2 separate regions of the Mus musculus genome follow, and region 1 is linked to region 2. Evidence: chromatin loops called from intact Hi-C (ENCODE). Cell type or tissue: heart. All regions are shown on one strand. Links, peaks and the distances in the headings refer to the core of each region. The heading gives the core; the rest is flanking DNA. Region 1 has its middle 30 kb from the start of 3930402G23Rik. Region 2 holds the start of B930025P03Rik (RIKEN cDNA B930025P03 gene).

What was found. A loop is a pair of places that touch in the nucleus more often than their neighbours do. Peaks named below come from ENCODE experiments on the same cell type or tissue, not always from the same donor. Only the 100,000 strongest peaks of a DNase experiment are listed, where the experiment ranks them.
Region 1: a loop joins it to region 2, with 1.9 times the contacts of the local background. A loop is called at or near these places in 1 of 42 quality-filtered maps.

The regions. Positions count from the first base shown.
Region 1 is chr8:10,953,250-10,962,929 of GRCm38, reverse strand. No RefSeq gene overlaps it. Among named protein-coding and RNA genes, the nearest start is that of 3930402G23Rik, 30 kb to the right of the region's middle. In heart, for the core only: a CTCF peak has its summit at 5,155; no DNase peak of the experiment used is centred there; H3K4me3 peaks cover 1,285 bases; H3K27ac peaks cover 4,914 bases.
Region 2 is chr8:10,875,325-10,885,004 of GRCm38, reverse strand. It overlaps B930025P03Rik (RIKEN cDNA B930025P03 gene), which reads left to right and starts at 2,551. Exons shown (of 6, transcript NR_040705.1): 1 at 2,551-2,593; 2 at 5,020-5,223; 3 at 5,918-6,002; 4 at 8,726-8,808. In heart, for the core only: a CTCF peak has its summit at 5,459 (motif pointing left); a DNase peak (open chromatin) is centred at 1,354; H3K27me3 peaks cover 2,776 bases.

The sequences.
Region 1 (9,680 bases), core at 811-8,810, 78 kb before region 2:
GGCAAATCCATCTCATTAATATGCAAATGTGCTTTCTCACTTTTAATAAATGGTGAGATGTAGGTACCGAAGACTTGTGTTGGAACAAATTCCATTATGATTTGTTGTCAGTGTTTGATTTGCACACCCACTTTATACAACTCTGTACCTGAGGTCACACTGAAGTTTATAAGATGAAAAGAGGTTGCAGTCAGAGTGCCATATCATGCTGCAGACAGCAACACTTCCTGTATGTGCATGTAGCATGTAGCGTGTAGCCTGTAGTGTGTAGCATGTAGCATGTGTGTAGTTCATGAAACTGTAAGAGACTGTGAGGAGGGAAAAGTAGGTCTTACACAGGTGAAGTAACAGATGTGACATGGATGTACGAGAGAAGTTCCTGGGAGGAGGAGGGGACCAGCCGAGGTGGCAGAAGGGAGATCATCAAGAAAAATAAAACATGTGTGAAAATGCCACAAAGCAAACACCACTGTGTGTGGTGACTTAAAAGGCCCAATTTCTAAAGCAAGGCAGGAGCTATATCCCATAGTTTTGTCCTTTCTATAACTCCGGCTGAATGCAGCAACACAGTTATGGGACAAGGAGCCTGCTTTACTTATGTTATGCACCAGGAGGAGAGTTATGGCTGTCCCTTCCCACCAAGCGTTCTTCACTCTCTCTGCTGGCCTGGAGCCCTTTTCCATTAATCAGCCCAGTCCGCATCTGTTCCCGAGACCTGCAGAGGCCCAGCGGAATTCCAAGAATTCCTTTAAAGAGAGAACATGAGATTTCCTGGTAGGACTCACAGGGGCCCTGCATAGCCAGCCAGGATTGAGTTAGGAGGAGCTGCGTGCTCAGGATTCAAAGGGCATTCTTGCGCCTTACCTGGTAGTTATAACTTGGCTTTTCCAGTGGGCGTGTACTAAGTGGTGTATGACTTCTTAAGAAAAGGTTTAGCCTTCAGAGTAAAGTTAATTTTCTCTGGTAGTAAAAACAAAATGTCAGAGTCTCTGAGTATTAGCAGCTGTCCACTCTGTTGCTGCTTCTTCCTTCCGGAGCCGGGTTTCTCCGACGCTCCTGTCAACTAGGTTGCCGGATAACCTAGCAGCAGAGCTTTCTCTGGGTCCGTCTCTCAGGTGGCCTCATCCAAGAGAGGCCCCTAGGTGAGGAGATGCAGGACTGGGTCTCTATGTGGCCAGCTTCGGTGTCTGCGTGCCTTCAACCATATCCACAGGGAGAGAGCAGCCCTATCTCTAGCACCTTGCCCCTGCCTGCCTGGCTGCAAGTAATTAAATGTGTCCAGAAGCTTGGAGCCCCCCACAGGGCAAAGGTAGCTCTGACTTTTGAATGTGCCTCCCACTCCTGCATTGGTCATAACCTTATAGATTTTTCCTGGGACCCTCACTCCCATCTGTTGCTTCCCCTAAATGTTTGGAGGCCTACCAGCCCTTGAAGCTACAATTGCTGGACTCAGGTATGGCCCCCATTAGCGCACACATCCCTTTCTTTGTGTGGCTTCTCATTCTTCATTCTGTCCAAGGCAACGAAGCAGAACCTCTCACTTTCAGAGATTGCCCAGCGAATGTCCTCTGCGCACAGCCACGACTGTATTACTATTTTCAGAAACTGTGTTGTGGATTGATTGAATTGTCTTCTCAAAGTTCATGTGCTGAATTGAAGTGACCCCCCTACCCCTGCCCCCAGTACTGTATTTAGGAGACAGGATCTTCGGGGTTAAAGAGCCTTGCCTGGATGCTAATTCAATATGAAGGGAGCCCTTACTGAGAGGGAAGTTTTTACGCATGCAGATGTACAGAGGGAAGACAAAAGGAAGGGAGACAGCCAGTGATAGATTCTCAGTGCTCAGAAGGAGACAGAACTCCAGACAACCACCCCAAGCTTAGATGTAGGCAGATCCTTGAGTTGTAGAACCCAAGCTGTAGCAGTACTTTTGGTGGCTTCTAAAGTTATTGCAAAGAGTGCAATAAACCCAGCGATAAATAGCACAGTAGCCCTGTGCGATCTGCCCTTAAAAGCAAAATGCTTTGACTAGCATCTGCGTTATCCTCCCTCGCCCCCCCCCCCGCCCCAGTTAATGGGACCTACAGATCTGGGGCTGGGGTCTGACCCTGCCCTGGATGGGCTCAGCACCACCATCACCAAGACACCAGGGCCTCTTGGGTTTTGCTCTCATGGTGTGTGACTTTCTTCCTGTTTGGCTCCCTGGAATACCAACTGGCTGGATCCCAGCCCTGCACGGCCCCACTGTGAATTGTTCTTGTGTCTCAAATGTCAGCAGCATCATCACCACAACGTAAGCTCTCTCCAAGTCAGGGGGCCCGGTATGAAGTGGCGTGGCTCTCCAGTCTCCAAAAGCCCAAAGTGTGCCACCTAGGAGAAGGTGATCTCCAAGGCGAGCCACTGCCTCGGATCGGAAGCGCACACGCCTGCTGTTACTTCTGGCAGCAGAGGAGTGTGATCCGAACAAAGGCAGCCTGGTGCTGTGTGCAGCAGTCCTTTTATGAATAGATCTCTGTTCATAGTGCACAGCCGAGTGTGGCTTCAGCGCCAGCCCGGCTCCTTGTCCTGTGGGTCAGGGGTGGTGGCAGCAGATCGGTGGGGGTTGGGTCTGAAGGTCTCTGTGAGAATGCGGCACTGCAGCCTCTTTCCTGCTCTAACCCCGCAGTAGGTAACTAAGGGTTTTTCATTTGGTGCCCTTGTTGGTGGCTACTGACCCTGTACCATAGCAATGGCTTCCTCTTCTAACCCACCCAGTGGTCTTTGGGAGTGAGTTTTCCTGAGCTACTATTTCTTTTATTTGATATGCATTGCTTTTCCGGAGGTTGACCTGACGTGTATACAGATTACCATATTAATTTATTAGGGAAGCCACAATAGGTGTTTAGTGTTTCTAAATGAAATGATAGAGTTTCCCACCAGTGTTATAGAAAGTAAAAGGTCTAGCCTCAGGTTTGCAATCCCAAGTGCTCTGGAAGCCGAAGTAGATGATAAGTCAAAAGTTTAAGATCCACAGCCATAGAGATGACTCAGCGGTTAAGAGCAATTGCCTTCTCTTCCAAGAGACTTGAGTTTGATTCTCAACACCCAAATGGAGTCTGGACCATCCGTAACTCCAGTCCCAGGAAATCTGACATTCTCTCTGGCTTCTGTAGGCACCAAGCACACACACATGGTAACATGGTACACATAGGTACTATAGGCAGGTAAAAAAAAATCATTCACATAAAATACAGATAAATAAATCTCTTTTTTCTTTATTCATTGTTTGAGTCCAGCCTGGGCTCAGTGAGACCCTGCTTCTAAGGAAAAGAGGGCTGGACTTTATTACAGTGTTGGAGCCCTTGCTGAGCACATACAGGGTAAGATCGTTTACTTCAGATCTTCAGGCCAGGGACTGTGCTAATCCCCTCCTCTGAGTTGCTCCTCTTGTGTATCTGTGGGACTCTGTCTGGAACGGTTTGTAAATATCCGGAGGCTGCACGATAAACGGCGTTGCCATGTGACTTCCAATTTAGAAGTGTTACAGCCTAAGAATTTGGAGCCCCCACCCCCACAACACCCCACTTTTTCTGAAAACCAGCCTGGCTTTATCGTGCATACCCTTCACTTATGCAATTGTACTTTCTCACTAGCTCAGGTGAGAAACTGAGGCCACCCCAGACCTCAGTGGGCAGAGAGGCAAGGCAGAAGGAGAGAGAGGGCTGCAAGGACTGGGACTGCCTGGTGGAGGGTTGTAAATGCTGCAGGAGACGTCACCCATGGTCTAAGTGGCATGTCTTTACCCACCAATGCTCTTCACCTTGCTCAACCTGTACCCACAGGATTTAAGAACAGGCAGGATTCACATCCTTGTGGCCAGTTGACAGTTTTTATAGGAGACAGAGTTCCAGTGGAGGGACACGTGGGTTTGTCTGAGGCCACACGGATGCTGTGGCCTTGGATGTTACCAGCAGAAGCCAAATGCCAACAGTATTTGTGGTGGGTAAGCATTACTGTCCCTGCCAGTTAGAATAGTATTGCTGTGCGAAAGACACTTTCTGTCCTTATCACTCCACCCTTAAGGGCCTAGGGCAGACCTGGAAGTGTGTGTCCTGAAAGCACCCAGGGACAAACGTCTTTTGTCTTCATGGTCACTTTAAAATGAGTTTAACATTCACTGGAGTATACAAATACCCTCAGCCCTTGAACCATGAAGCTGCAGTAGGAATGGCATTTGCTTGTCTTTTGCTACCTGCATCTAATGACCGTAAAGGATTATGGCAAAGAAGATGAGGATCTACAGGAAAATGGAGTTTGCAGAATTCTCATGTGTCTTCTCTCCAGGACACAGGCTTTTGCATCATCAGGAGGGGAGCCATGCTGACATGGTATGAATTCAGGGCATGTTAACAAAATCCTCACTCAACAGCTCTTGGGGTGATCCTAAAGGCCACTAGGTTCCACAATACAGTCATAATACAGGCATGGATCCAAAGAGGTCAATTCAACAGTGCAAAGCTTGTTCAGCCCGATTCTGGGAGAAGGCTCAGAGGTCCCGAGAGTCACGGTGGGTACTCTCATGTGCAGAGTCAGTGCCTATGGATCCAGATGACTATGGTCTGAAGAGAGTCTGAAAAACTGGATTATTAACACACAGTAAAACCCAGATTCAGAGCATGCAGCCTAGCTCACTTACACAGCACGGGGACATCCTTAGTCTCACAGGGTGACACAGGTTCCTAAATGCCTGGGGTCTTTAGAGCCACACCCAGCAATCAGCAGGGTTTGAAGGTGATGTAGACAGCCCACGAGGACATCACATATAGTGCTCAGAGTAGCAAGAAGAACCCATCATCCCTGTTCCTTCTGCATCTTCCTTGCAGGGTTCAAGAACCTGAGGAATTCTCCGAGTGGAGATGGGGAACTGCCTTCCATTCGCTCTACCTCGTGTGTCGATAAAATGACCCATTTATGGTTTTAAAATTCAGATTTCATCTACACAAACACTGCTCTGTGGCCGTCTAAAAGTGTTCTAAGGACAAAGCCGCTGCTTTCTAGCTATACATAGGCACTCATTGTTTTATTTGTTTTTCCAAGCTGATGGAAATTGTTTCCCAGATGACGTGGGAGCTGGTGTACTGCAGAATGGAGCAGGCCCTCTAGGAGTCGTGCCCTGGCTCACAGGATGCAGAGCTTTGAAAGGCCGCTGTAGACTGGTGGCTGTTCTGTCTACCCTGCAGTAGCCTGGGCTGAATCTCAAACATCCCTTCTTGTCTTCTGTCCAGGCCTGCTAATCTCTCCCAAAGTGTTAGCTGATAATAGACGTGTGAGGACTCCCAGGAGGATTGGATTTCCAAAAGGGCCTCTGAGATAGAAAAAAAAATGCTCCCATGAAAGGAGCTGGAGGAGGGAGGGAGGTTGTTATCTTTTAACCTGCTCACATGCTGAGTTTCAGTCCATTTCATCCCCATCTAGTTAGAGCGCCCCCCCCCCCCCAAGCCTGCAGCTGTGGACTCTGTTGCTCCCTCCCTCATCCTCAGGGCTCTCAGTACTATTCCTTCCCTGGGACGTACAGAGTCCATCTCGGTAATTCCAGCCTGAAATCTGGCTTATCCACTTGTGTCTTGGCTACACAAGACTTGATTTCATCTAAAACAGAATCTTGGAGCCGGACTGACGCTGCTTGCTGCCCTGATAAGGCCAGGCGTGGGAAAGACAACTGTGGGCTCCATGACTGGACATGTGGGCAGACTGTGCTTTCAGAGGCAGAAGGCTGTATCTTACACTTTGAGCTTAAAATACTATTACAACACCTGTCACCTGTTTGCACAGGTATCTGGACATGCTTTGGGGTGGGGCCACCGGCAGGCATACCAATCTCTCCTCCCAGTGGGTTTATTCTGCTGGAATCTGCGTCAGTGGTACCTATGTCAATCTTTCCGATCTGTTCTAATTTCGCAAGGATTGTAATCACATTGATTGATCATTCAAATGTTTCTGGGATTGTTTCTCAAATCATCCGATCACTGCACACTGCACTTGCACCTAGGAATATAGACAGAGTAGCTCCAGTCAGGGAGGTTTCTCTTCCCTGTCTTGTCTTATTTCAGTATTTATGACATCTCAGTCAGGATGTCAGCACACCGTGCAGGGAGCAGGCTCTGTACAGGGTCCTTTTGCGTTCAGGGTGGTGATGTCTGGCTTGGACTTGACCAACACCACAGGTAACACAGATGACAACAGTGTTCTCTCAAAGGAAGCTTTGCCCTGTGTTTTAGCTAAAGAAGATAGCTAAATGCCCCATGGGTAGGACTACAGACTACCCCAAGAGAGGGACATACAGCAGCTAAAGTCAGTAGTTCCCGCTAGTTCTTGGTAGCCAACCTTATCCCTAGGGGAAGTCTGTTTGGTAGGAAGCAAACATAGTATTAGTCTTCTTGAACTTGTAAAACATTGGTGAATGATTAATGGTTACTAGGTTTTCCTTCATAGTCATCTTCAGCAACAGCATCGTTACCATCATCACCACCAATGTTATTAACATGTCATCATCATCCTTGCTATCCTTATCATTATGATCATCACCACTACCGCCACCACCATCACCACCTTCATCATCACCACCATCACCTTTATCATCACCATCATCACCACTACCACCACCACCATCACCTTCATCATCACCATTATCACCTTCATCATCACCATTATCACCACCACCACCACCATCAATCTGTAGTGCTAGGGATTGAACTGGCCTGATATTTCTTTTATTAATTATCGATGGATGGATTTTGACTCAGGGTCTTGTAAGCCAGACCAGCCTCTAACTCTTGACCTGCTTCTGACTCCTGGTATCCAACAAGGGGTGGCATTTCTTCTCTTCCCAGTTTTATTTCTTCTCTCTCTTTCCTCTGAAGAATACGTTGTGCTGCAGGTTAGGAAATTACTATTTCCCAGAAGCAAAAAGGACGTACCTGTTTGGTGCCATGTTTTACTGTTGGTAAAGGGAAGGCAGGGGTGGTCTATGGGAGTTTAGGGGTCACACCCCAAGTTGCCTGCCCATTTTTGAAAACCTTCTGGGAAACCCTTCTAGGACCCCAACTCACCTATTCCTGGACCATTGTCTTCTAAGCCAACTTTGAGGAACATGTTCATTTCCCAATGGATATTAGGCTTCTGATTTAAAAAACATTTTTAATGAGCAGTTAAACACACACAAGAGCAAATAGCAAAGTATAAAGAGACATGCCATTACCCACTATTGGCAATAACAAGCTCTCTGCCAGTCCCATTTGGCATGCTATCTCTCACCCAGGGTTAGAGTAGATAACTGAGGTGTCTGGGAGAAGAGGCCAGTCTTGTTGTTGTTGTTGTTGTGTGTGTGTGTGTGTGTGTGTGTGAGAGAGAGAGAGAGAGAGAGAGAGAGAGAGAGAGAGAGAGAGAGTCCTGTAGGAAAACTTGCTTTGCTAACCAGTAGGACTTCATGTAGCTCCTCAAAGCAGTACCATCTGCAGTATGTCCCCCAAATCCCACTCTGTCCTGCTTTTAAGCTGAATGACTTCATGTGTGTATTGGCAAGATGTCAGATGTCTTTATGCACACAGAAAAAACGTAGCCCATTCTCTGAAAGTCAGCATCTCCAGACGACTGTCACTGTAGGATAAATGGTAACTATTCAAGAGTGGTTGGTAGTCACAGCTGGTCACCTTGGGGTCACCCAGCCAATTATTTTAGGTTGTAATTTACTCTCCTTTCCTCCTTCTCTCTTTTGGTTTGAGACTAGGTTTCCCCATGCAGCTCAGGATGGCCTTGAACTTAAGATCCTCTGCCTCTGTATTGCACGTGCTAGGACTACAGGTTGGTTCCTGAAGCCTAGTCCATTCACTGATTTATTAAGCACATATTGAGCAGTATACCCTATCAGGTATTGTGGAGGGCACAAGGCCAGTGCGTCCTTCTCTCCCAGACTGTGGAGAATGAGGCAGGTCACCTGATGGTGTGTGATGGTTCCTTTTAAACACTGGCATGTGACAATTTACAATTACCTGAGCGAGCTGTGAGCTCACCTGAGGGATCACCTTGAGTGTTCTCATTGATGTGAGAGCTACTCATCTGTTGTAGCTACTTCTCTAATGCTATGATGAAACACCATGACTAAGGCAATTTATAGACAAGGGTTTATTTGGGCTTACAGTTCTAGAGGAATAAAAGTCCATTATCATGAAGGCAGGGAAACCTGGTAGCAGGCAGTAGGAGCATCCATGAGCCAATTGCTCACATCTGGAACAACCGACAGATAACACTGACGGACAATCTGGGAATGGCGTGTGGGTTTTAAAACCCCAGAGCCAGCTTCCAATAGCAGGCTTCTCCTAGGAAGGCCACAAATCCTGAACTTAGACTCACTCATATATCTTGAAGAGCAGCTAGTGTTCTTTAACCACTGAGCCATCACTCCAGCCCCTTAAAAATACACATCTTTAAGACTTTGAAAGGCAGTGGTGACATAAGCCTCTAATCACAGCACTTGGGAGGCAGAGGCAGGCAGATTTCTGAATTCTGAGGCCAGCCTGGTCTACAGAGTGAGTTCTAGGACAGCCAGGGCTATACAGAGAAACCCTGTCCACAAACAAACAAACAAACAAACAAGACTTCAAATGGCAGAATTCTTGTGTTTCAAGGCCTCTACAGGTGTCTGAGGCAATGATTCTTTTTAAAACCTTATCAATTAGAGATTTTGAGGTAGGAAGTTTCCAAACTCAGATATTCTGTTACGGAAGGAAGAGGAGATCAAGTGTAACATAATGTTTGCCATTCTGCACTGAGAGAGTCAGAGAAAGCATGACCTGATGTCGTTGGGGTAAGCTCTCTGCTAGATACCTGAAAACAGAACCTGCAGAATTCAGCCAAGATGAGGTGTAGGGCAACTGAGGCAGGCAGTCGAGAAAACACAAGGTCTCTAATGAGCCTGTGCTGACAGCAAGCTCCCAGCAGAGGCGTGGAGGGCAGTTCTGGAAGACTGCTGGAAGCCAAACTCCTGCTAGGTCCCAGGCACACAGCCAACCTCTTCCGGCTATGTTTCCTCATCTGTGAAATGGGGTGTGTGGCCTGCCGCGCTTCCCGGTGCGCAAGGCTCTGGCATGAATGCCTGGCACGTTGCCAGCAGCGTGCATTTGCTGTTATTTTTATACAAGTGAATTTGATAACAAGCTAATTACTGAGAGTCAGCTTCCTGTGAAATCTTACTTGTCAAGTTCTGCCCTTGATTCCGTTTATTCATTTACTCAGGATAAAATACACATTCTAACTAGCTGTTTCTCCTTCAGGTGTTCATGAATATTCATCGAGAGCCTGTGACCTAAGGACAGGGGCTGGTGCTGAGTGGCTTATGTGCCACCTGCAGAGAAGCCACCCTGCCTTGCTCTGTAGGAGTGTGTGGTGTGGTGTGGTGTGGTGTGGTGTGGTGTAGTGTGTGTGTGTGTGTGTGTGTGTGTGTGTGTGTGTGTGTGTGTGGTGTGGTGTGGTGCATGTTGTATATGTGGTATGTGTGTGTGTGGTGTGTGTATGGTGTGTGTGTGGTATATGTTGTGTGTGTGCATGTAGATATGTGTGTGTATGTGTGTGTGCAAATGTGTGTGTGGTATGTTGTATTATCTTGAACATCATTCTCACCAACCAAGGATGGAAGAGTAGCTATA
Region 2 (9,680 bases), core at 556-8,555:
TTTGAGATCCCAGCAATCCTTTTGTCTCAGTTTACCAAATGCTGGCATCATAGGCATGAACCTCAATGCCCAGCTACACTTTGATCTTCAGAAAGCCTCTTTAATTATTATCTCAAAAACACATGGCTCTGTGGTGGATTTTCTTTTTCAGTTTCCTTTTTGAATTTATTTATTCAGGACCATAATTTCCTTGGGATGAAGAGGTTAGTTTATCTTTATGCAAGTCTGTTTTGAAGACAGAGCTTGTATGCATTGATAACTAATGACAACTGTAAATCATTATCCGTTCAGTTCCAGAGTCAGTGGCGAGAGTTTGGAGATATGGAAATGAAAGAAAGAATGACAGATGATGGTGGGACCCTGTACGCAGCCTTGAGACCCTCTGCAAGGCAATGAGATAGCTCAGACAGCCACAGAACACTGCAGAAGATGTGAGACCTGAAGACTGTGATGAGATCCACAGATAACTCTGGAACTCTCAATACAGCTGTGGGACCAGTAGATAGTCTTGAGATACTTCAGATGACCGTGGAACCAACCAACCAACAACCCTAAGACCTTGGGACCCTGAAGACAGTGATGAGACTCTGCAGATGGCCATGGGACCCTGTAGGAAGTCATAAGACCCTGCAGACAACCATGAGACTCTGCAAAAGGTCATCAGACTGTGGAGATGGCAATGAGGCCTTGCAAATGGTTGTGAGACCCTGCATATAGCCAAGAATCTCTGCAGAATGTCATGAGACCACCCTGCAAATGCCATGAGACTACCCTGCAGACGATCATGAGACCATCCTGAAGATGGTCATGAGACCATGCAGAAGCCATGAACTCTTGCAGTTGGTGATGGTGATAGTGATGGCCCTGGTTGACCATGCAGTTCATCATTGTACGGACATTGCCTATCGTACCCCTTATTCTTGCAGAAACCTTGGAAAACATGTGACAGTTCAATGGGGAATGCTGAAACACCTTGTCATCATGTCACCGAAGACACAGGATGACCATTCCCTATCCCAACCATTTGGTGCAGACATACAAGTATTCTCCACTGATTGCCTTAGTTCTCAAAATTAATATTCTATGATTATTTCAAGCATTTGTTCTCTGAAATATATGGAATATGATTAACATGATCCCTAATGTTTAGCTCTTCTTCAGTTCTTAGAAATACAATTTACCTGAAGGACTGGAAACACAACAGAGAGACCTCAAGGGTGTTGGGCTTCTGGTTGCAACTTTGTGCTGGCAAAGTTCACCCAGAATTCTGCTACTGCAAACACCTTGATATGCTGAATAAAAATAGAAGACGCCTCACTCCAAGGAAGGGACCAGATTCCAGAACCGAAGCCAGCCCTGTGGCAGTGAATGGGAGCAGCTGATTAGTGGAGGGCACTGGCGGTTGGAATCAGCGCCAGCCCAGACACACAAGGACAGAGGAAGAGCTGAACCTATTTGACCCGTCTTAACCCGAGATCTTGACCTGTCAGTATCCTCACAGAAAAGGCAGCAGCACGCTCTATCTGAGTTTCCTCTTAAAGGGACACAGCCAAAGAAGCAAGACAAATTACCCCTTTCTCAGGAAGACAGTGGAAGATTCTCTATGTTCTGGGAAGAAAACAGAGTCAGCCTAGAATGCTGATGCAGAGACACAGCGAGGGCATGCCAGTGCACTTTTGGACAAGTGCTAGTGTGCTGCAGGAAATGTTAGTTGATGGAAAGTCTGAAAACTTCATGAAGAAGAGGGGCCTGCTCCGTGGAGGGCCTGAGATGAAAGAAAGGCACTGAAGGAACAAAGTCAAATGTGTGCTGATTTAAATGAAGGCCGAGCATACGGAGCAGGAGCACGGGCCTCTTGGGACTAACCTGAGGCTGTAGAAGTTGTCGCAATGTCCTGGGTGTCTCTAAAGACTTATAAAGAGCGCATGCTTGTAAAGAAATGAACGAAAGAGAACAGGTGAGCAATTAAATGTATTCCATTAAGTGCATTATAAAGGAGTGGTGAAAACCATTGAGGTGAAATTCCAAGAGGAGAACAAGATCGATCACTCGGCACGCATATGGGGAAAACCAAGATAGATCACACGGCACATATGTGCACAGAACTTCAGAATAGCTGCTTCACCACCATGTCCAACAGCCATCTGACACATCAAAATAGCATCGATCTTATGGGCATGTGGGTGTACATGTGTGTGTACATACATGTATACATGACTGAGCTGTAGCCTCCACTCACTCATTTGTTGGTATACCAACCCTCTGTGCAACTGTATTGTATTTGGAGTTAGTTTGCAAAGAGATATCTAAGGTTAAACAAGGCCACAGGCTGGGCCTTTATCCAATATGACAAGTGTCCTTCTAAGAAGATTGGGAAACTGGCATGTTGGTACCAGGGAAGAGAGCATCTGAGGACAGAGAGAGAAGGCACCAGTTGCCATGGCAATAGTCCTCAGGGAAAACAAGACCGGACCTCTAGACATCCGGTTTTTGCATGCCTCCCATTTAGTTAACAGCAATCTGTTATGTACTCTCAGTGGCCACACACACACACACACACGCCATTCTAGAACAGATAAGGATGGTCGAGAAGGTGAGGAGACACGAATCAAGTGGGTAATGTGTGGCTGGAGGTGTCTGTAGTGGGGGTGGGGAGCTGAGCATGACTGAGGCAGAGGATATAGAGCCAACTGCAAGAAGCAGTGAGCCAGGGTCCAGCCTGGACAGCGCTTACTCGTCCACCTACCATGGCTCACACCTAACTACCTGTAGTGTTCACTCCTATGCCGACTGTATGCATGCATGAGGGGTGGGTATGAGGGGTGGGTATGAGGGGTGGGTATGAGAGGTGGGGATGAGAGGTGGGTATGAGGGGTGGAAATGAGGGGCAGGCTCTGCAGCAGCTAGCATGCTCACTTCTGTTCTCTGCTGTAATACCTTGTTTCTACTCAGGGTGTGAGTAGCTCTTGTATTGGACTTTAGTATAGTCAGGGTTGTTTATTTTTCTTCTTCCTTTTCTCCTTCATTTTGTTGTGTTTTTAATTAACTGATCATAATTGTGCACATCTGTGGGGTATAATACGATGTGTTGCAGAATGATTATGTCAGGTATATTAGCTTGTTTATTACTGTGAATTTGTCATTTCTCTGTTGGGAGGACATTTGTAAGCCCCTTGTTTAGGGCTTGGAAGATGCTTTGTAGGAAAGGGCATTGTGCGCTGCAAGATGAGGGTCTGGGCTCAAAAACCTTAGCACCCATTTAAAAGCTGTGTATGGCTGTGTGTGCCTGAACTCCAAAACTGGGAGGCAGGGATGGGCATGGCTGTATGTGCCTGAACCTCAATACTGAAAGTCAGGAACAGGTGTGGCTGTGTGTGCCTGAACCTCAATACTGGGAGGCAGGGATGGGTGTGGCTGTATGCACCTGAACCCCAATACTGGCAGGCAGGGATGGGTGTGGCTGCATGTGCCTGAACCCCAATACTGGGAGGTAGGGACAGGCATGGCTGTGTTTACTGAACTCCAGTATTGGGAGACAGAGACAGGCATGTCTGTGTGTGCCTGTGACCCCAATACTGAGAGCAGGGACAGGCACTCAAGAGCTTTCTGTACAGCCAACCTAGCTAGAACTTTTACATGCGTCTCTTCTCAGCTCACCGTTCTCAGGGTAACCCGAAGGGAGGCATAGATTTTACCGGCGGAATTTAACGTAGCACTATATCAAATGTGCTAGAATGTCCATTTCACATGTCACCTTCTATTTCCATCAAATGAGCAACCATATTGTCTCGGGGAGGGGTTGTCCTCCTCCAAGACTCCACTGATGTTTCAATCAGCCAGCAGACACATCCTAGCTACCATCTCTCCTTCGTCTATTGCTTCCCGGAGACTCGGGATGCGCACAGATAACTGTTGTCCTCCAGCTCACTGACCATGACATCACCAGGTAGGAAGATGCTCCCCTAGCTCCCAGATGGAGATATCCGGAGGCGTGGCTTGAAGTGCTCTGAAGCTGCCATCGGTTTTGTTTTAATCACCTCAGATTCTTTTCATGTGGAGATTGGATATGGAAGAGCCAACTTCATCTCTCCCTTCCTTTGGGGCCTCCCAAACTTTTGGTTCCTTGAAGCTGTAATTTGGGTACTGTCTGCCAACACGAAACATTAACCTCTGTCAGGGCCATCGCATCTCTGACTTATCCCCCCCCCCCACACACACACACACACACGTGATTTTTTTAATGCTGTTTTCGTTTTGCAGAACTTGGGAGAACACCTAAGCAAGGTAACTTACAAGCTGTGGGCTGGGCAGCTGTGCTGAGGGCAAGTGTGACAGGAGAGAAGCGGGGACTGGGCAGCTAGAATACTTCCGGTCCTGAATACTGAAGGTCAGCAGAACGCACACACGTCGGTGCTGTCTGAGTCCTGGGACCTCTGGGCACCATTTTGTTCTGGGAGGCTGCTTTTCTTTTGTGAGACCAGCACAGTTGAGAACACAGCGTGGAAAGACACACATTAGTAAGTGAGGTTTTCAGGGTTCAGTTCAGAGGCTGAAGTTTCAGGCAGAGCGTTGCTGGAAAGCCATTCAGTGCACGCATGGCTGAAGGAGAGAGAGGGTGGCTCTCTATCCCTAGAGACAGAGATCTCTGCAGAGACCTCTCACTTTCCACATTGTTTTTATGCATTTCTGAGGCTGCTCCATGCCAAAAGGGCTGGATCTAGGATGCGCTTGACTGTCTCCTGGCTTCAGTTTTCTGAGGAGGATAGACCTTGTTCCTCTCTGAGTAGGGTAGAGCACTCTTTACAGCTGGTGTTCCTTGGCGGCAGAAATGCTTGAGCAAGTTGGTCACAACACTGTCAGAACCGCTTTTGCCCTCCCCTGGCTGTGGTTGCCATTCAACAACAGAATAGGAAATTTTCCAAGTGGTTTTGTAACTCTAGCCGTACATGAGGCTGTTTGAGCCCCTTTAAATCACTTCTTCTAAAGTGACATGATTTCATTTATCTCATTTATACAAAGGTCACCGAGCACATAGCCAGCTAATGAATGGGAAAGTGTGAAGAACTTCAGACCGCACCAGAATGAAAAGGCACAGCCTGAGGATGGCAGGCAGGAATGTCAGGTTTTAGCAGAACTCCCGACAATCATTGTGTTCTGTTGGTCCCCATGCCCACCTGGTCCTGCCAAGCCTTCCCGTATCTGCAATGGGAATATCTGAACCAGGTAGGCAAACTGTGAGTTTGAGCATTCCTAGCTGTGTGTGCTTTCCTGCCTGGACTTCGGACTCCATGTAAACTGTGTGCTCCTATCTGTGTACAAAGGGCAACAGATTCTGGAAAACAAGTCAGACTTGCCCCTGTTTACCACAAACCGGCCAGCTAACAAGTGAAGGGTTGTGAAACTGGGTATTCCAGGTCACCTGTCTACATGCATCAGAGCAGTGGCCCTGTGGAGATGGAGCCATCTTCTGGGGAACAAGGAGCTGCTGGGCTGTGGGATATATTGTATATCACCTGCTCTGATGGTGTCACGAGCTTTTACGCTCAGGTCTCTCGCTATGAGAATGGAAAAATGACCTTAAAATGAAGTCTGCAGGTGAATGACTGGGTCAGTTTGCTGTTTCAGAGATTTCTCCGTTTTTTTCTTATCCATCGTAGTAGACACAAGCTGCCTTCAAAATTGTAGACATTGACTTGCTTGGCAAAGCTAGTACATTTGTATGTCTTTCAAAATCATCACATCGAAAGACTATTGATTGGCTCTGACGTCAGCTGTACCTGGGGGTGGCAAGCATTGTCTCACAACATCAGGGCTTTGGCCAAGGATGAAAGGGAAAAGACAGATCTTCAGCAGGGCACTACTGGGGTACTTTAAAATAAATACTTTAAAAAAAAATGTGTTGTTTTCCTTTTAGAAGAAAACTGGAAATCATTTCAAGGAAGTATGTATCAAGTGGAGGCAGATGCCAGAGTGTCAGAACACAGCTTACGACCCTGGTGCAGGTGTGTACCTCATCTGCAGGGCTTTCCTACCATGTCACCAGTGGGGAAGATGGAATGGTCACTAGGATCCATCTTATGTTTACACTGAGTGTATGACTCAGCCTGCAGATCGTCCAGTGACATGTTTTCTCAAACTTCAGGACAGTGGCAACAGGGGCAAGACACCTCTGCCTTGTGACGGATCTGGGGGAGCATTTCAAAACCGGCTGCAGGAGGCTCACCCAGCTGTGTGTGTTGGGGGGGGGGGGTAAGGCAGCCATGAGAACATTCTCCTCTGCAGGTTCACCTTTCTCTCCAGGCCTCTTCACTGCTTCTATCCAAGATGTGAGCACTCATTCCATCCGTCCTCTGCAAGCCAAGTTCTACTGCCTCTGGCTGGCTCGCAGTTAACAGCCCATGCTCCTGTGCACAGTAGTTACATTCTTTATAGGTACCTTGGACAGTGGGTTTGGTGACTCACAAACCACAGTTGCCAGGGCAAGTAAGCTCTTCTGAGATCAACACATTTCTACCAACTGCTAGCCAGGCTTGCGTGCATACTTCTGTTTAAGGGTCTCACATTATGTAGTCGATAATTGAGGCCCAAATAAAATGTCTTTAACATGTACACATTCTCTGGGGTTACTTCAAAGTCTTCTTGCTCTTGGAGAAATTGGGCTGCCCTCTGGTATCGTGTGTTTGGGAGCTGTTTTCAATTCCAAAAGCACAAAGAGGTGAACTATTACACTCCCCGAATAGAAGGTGCTTATGTTTGATACGAGAGAACTGAATTAGGCATTGTCTTGCTTGTGCTTGCTGGGAGCGTGGGCATCTAAGGAGCATCCATATTCAGTGGCTGGGCCCCTGTCCTTGAACTTTACAGGTAGCACTATCCTAAGCTCAAGGGTGACCTGTCTTCGGTCCTTTAGAATGGCCACTTGCCACCTGCCTTGCTATGTAGACAAGCTGCGAGCCTGAGTTTGTGACGAGTCTCACTCAGTCTCAGAAGCTGACCTCCACTCATTGCTTGAGACCGGTTGACCTAGAGTTTTCATGTCTGTAGACCCCTCTTCTGTTTTGGTGCTTACAGATGCTGTCTATCATCTTGCAGCCATAATTATCTCCATAGACCTGCTTCCGAGGCTTTGCCTGACTCCACAGTCCTGGGCACAAGCCAGTAAAGACCAGGATCTTGAAGTCTGCTATATCTTGGACTTTGTAGTTTTGGACATACAAATAAGTTTCAGAGGTTAGACAGCTTAGTACAGATAGAATGGAGGACCAGTTAACCTAGTTTTATAAAACTGGGGTCACAATCTTGTACTGGGTCATGTAGGAGCATCTGGGGGGCCATGAAAAAAATTGGGAACAGTAAAAGATTTCTAAATATGCAATGGCCAAGAGTTAATTCAAAACCATAATGTCTCTGAGGTGTTTCCATGACCTCATTGCAGCCTTGGTTCTGAATACACAGTGTGGGAACTTTGCTAATGAGTCAATGTCGGGAACCAAACTCTTACTGTGTTCCTACTGTCGCTCCTCAGCCTGCAAGCTTCAGATAAATCTGTCTTTGAATTTTATTGTTTGGTTTTTAATAATTATTGTTTGAGTCATTAACTTGAGCTTCATAAAATACACACACACACGCACACACACACACACACACACACAGAGAGAGAGAGAGAGAGAGAGAGAGAGAGATACATTCTAGCTTTAAATTAAGAGAAATTTCCCAACAACTATTGAAGAGATTCTAACCATACTTGGGCCATTTTTGGACTTTGTGCTTTGTAAAATAGTATTCTCAGCATGTATGGCTATAAAATCAAAATATCAACAGATTCTGGAAATTCTCGAAGATACTCTGTCCTGTGGCATAGTGTGTGAAGCCACAGTTTTTGCTTTTAATGCAAAAAACAAAGAAGCCCACCCATCATTTGGATGGATTAGAAATTTGCTTTTGTCTTTAATAATTGGTAATATTATAAGTACACTAAGGATTGTTTAAACATAAATTCCATCATGATTTATTATTGGTAAACATTTGATTTTCATATATATCCTAAATACCTGGAGGGGATTGGATGTTTGAGTTCTGTGTGGTGTCTCCCCCACATTCATACTCAAACTCAATCCCCACTGGGACATAATAGGGTTAGGGCATGAGTAAGTCAGACATTTCTTCCTCCTGTCCCCAGAGCCATGTGACGTCAAGGGGACATCTTGCCAGCAGAAGCTCAGTTCACCAGACCCCAAACTTTCTCACTCTGATACTGCATACCTCGTTTCCAGAATATTCCATGTGAAGCGCATTGTTCTTACGAAAGCTTCAGTTTGGAGTATTTCGGGGAATCACAGAGAGAGTCCCTTGTGACCTCCCAAGGCTCACATGGCCTCATGAGCATTAAAAACTCAAGGCTGACTTTTCCTGAACCTCCAAGGGGTACCCATGGCTGCTCTACCCTCAGTGATAGAAACAACCCTCTTGTCCCCAAGCGACAGTCAGTGACAGAGTGTCCACACTGACCAGTGGACCTCATGCTGTCCTTGGTAGTGAACCTTCAGGGCAGTCTGGCTCTCCTGGGACACCTGTGTGGCATCTGTGCTCCTCAGGGATTCCCACAACCTCAGCTCCTGTTCATCTTGAAGCAGGTGTTTCAACCCCAGAAAGCTGCATGCCTTCTATCACTATCTTCTTGGGATGAAAGGAAACGTGTTTTCTTGTCTTGCTTATTCTCTTTTAGAAAGACAAGCTCTCAGGTAAGCTGCAGTGACTCTCAGGAACGTCTCTCGGCTCCAGGCCTTCAGGGCCAGAACCTCTGAGAGAGTAAGTGTGCTCACAAAGACGGGTTCTAAAGTATTCCTTAGACTGATTTAGAGCAGATATCCCAGATACTGAAGTCCCAGGGGGAGGGGAGTTATAGATCTCTGATGTCAGGCAGGGAGAAGTGTAACAATCAGTATTTGTTTTACCAGTTCCTAAGAGGGGCCACATACCTGAATTAACATTGACAGAAGCTACCATGGTGTATATATAACCAGAGAAGGCCTGGAATAATGGGAGCAGGTCATACTGATGATTTCAAGAAACCAATGTCATTTTGTGTTAGGTGAAAGGCTGATATGGTACAGGAACACTTTCACACCTTTTAAAAGTGTAGCTGTACCTCAGGTGCTCTAATACCTCATAAACATAGTTCTCCATTCCCTCTCCCAGCATCCCCTGCACCTCCAGGAGGGAAGCATACAGAAGAGCCCTGCCTCAGCTCTCATCTCTCTCTCTGTACGCTATGATCAGCTATCCAAAATTCTCCCATGCCTGCTGACAGTATTGTCTTGCAGGGAATAGGGATGCAGTGTTCATAACACATAGGGGAGAGAGAGAGAAGGAGAGAGGGGGGGAGGGGAGGGGGGAGGAGGGGAGGGGAGGGGGGAGAGGGAGAAAGAGAGAGAGAGAGAGAGAGAGAGAGAGAGATTTTTATATACCATAGAGATGATGCACAGACAGTTTGATGCTACTGGGGGCTTCCGTAGTGTCAAGCTCGGCAGCTGCCCTCATTGAGATGCCATCTGAGCTCTTCGCCAGCCTGCTTACAGGATTCTTGTCCAATGATTGCAGCTGGATGGGAAATGGTGAAAGAAGGCACAGTCAGTTGGATGGTGCAGGGAACGGGGATAGCTTGTAAATCCTTGGGAGAG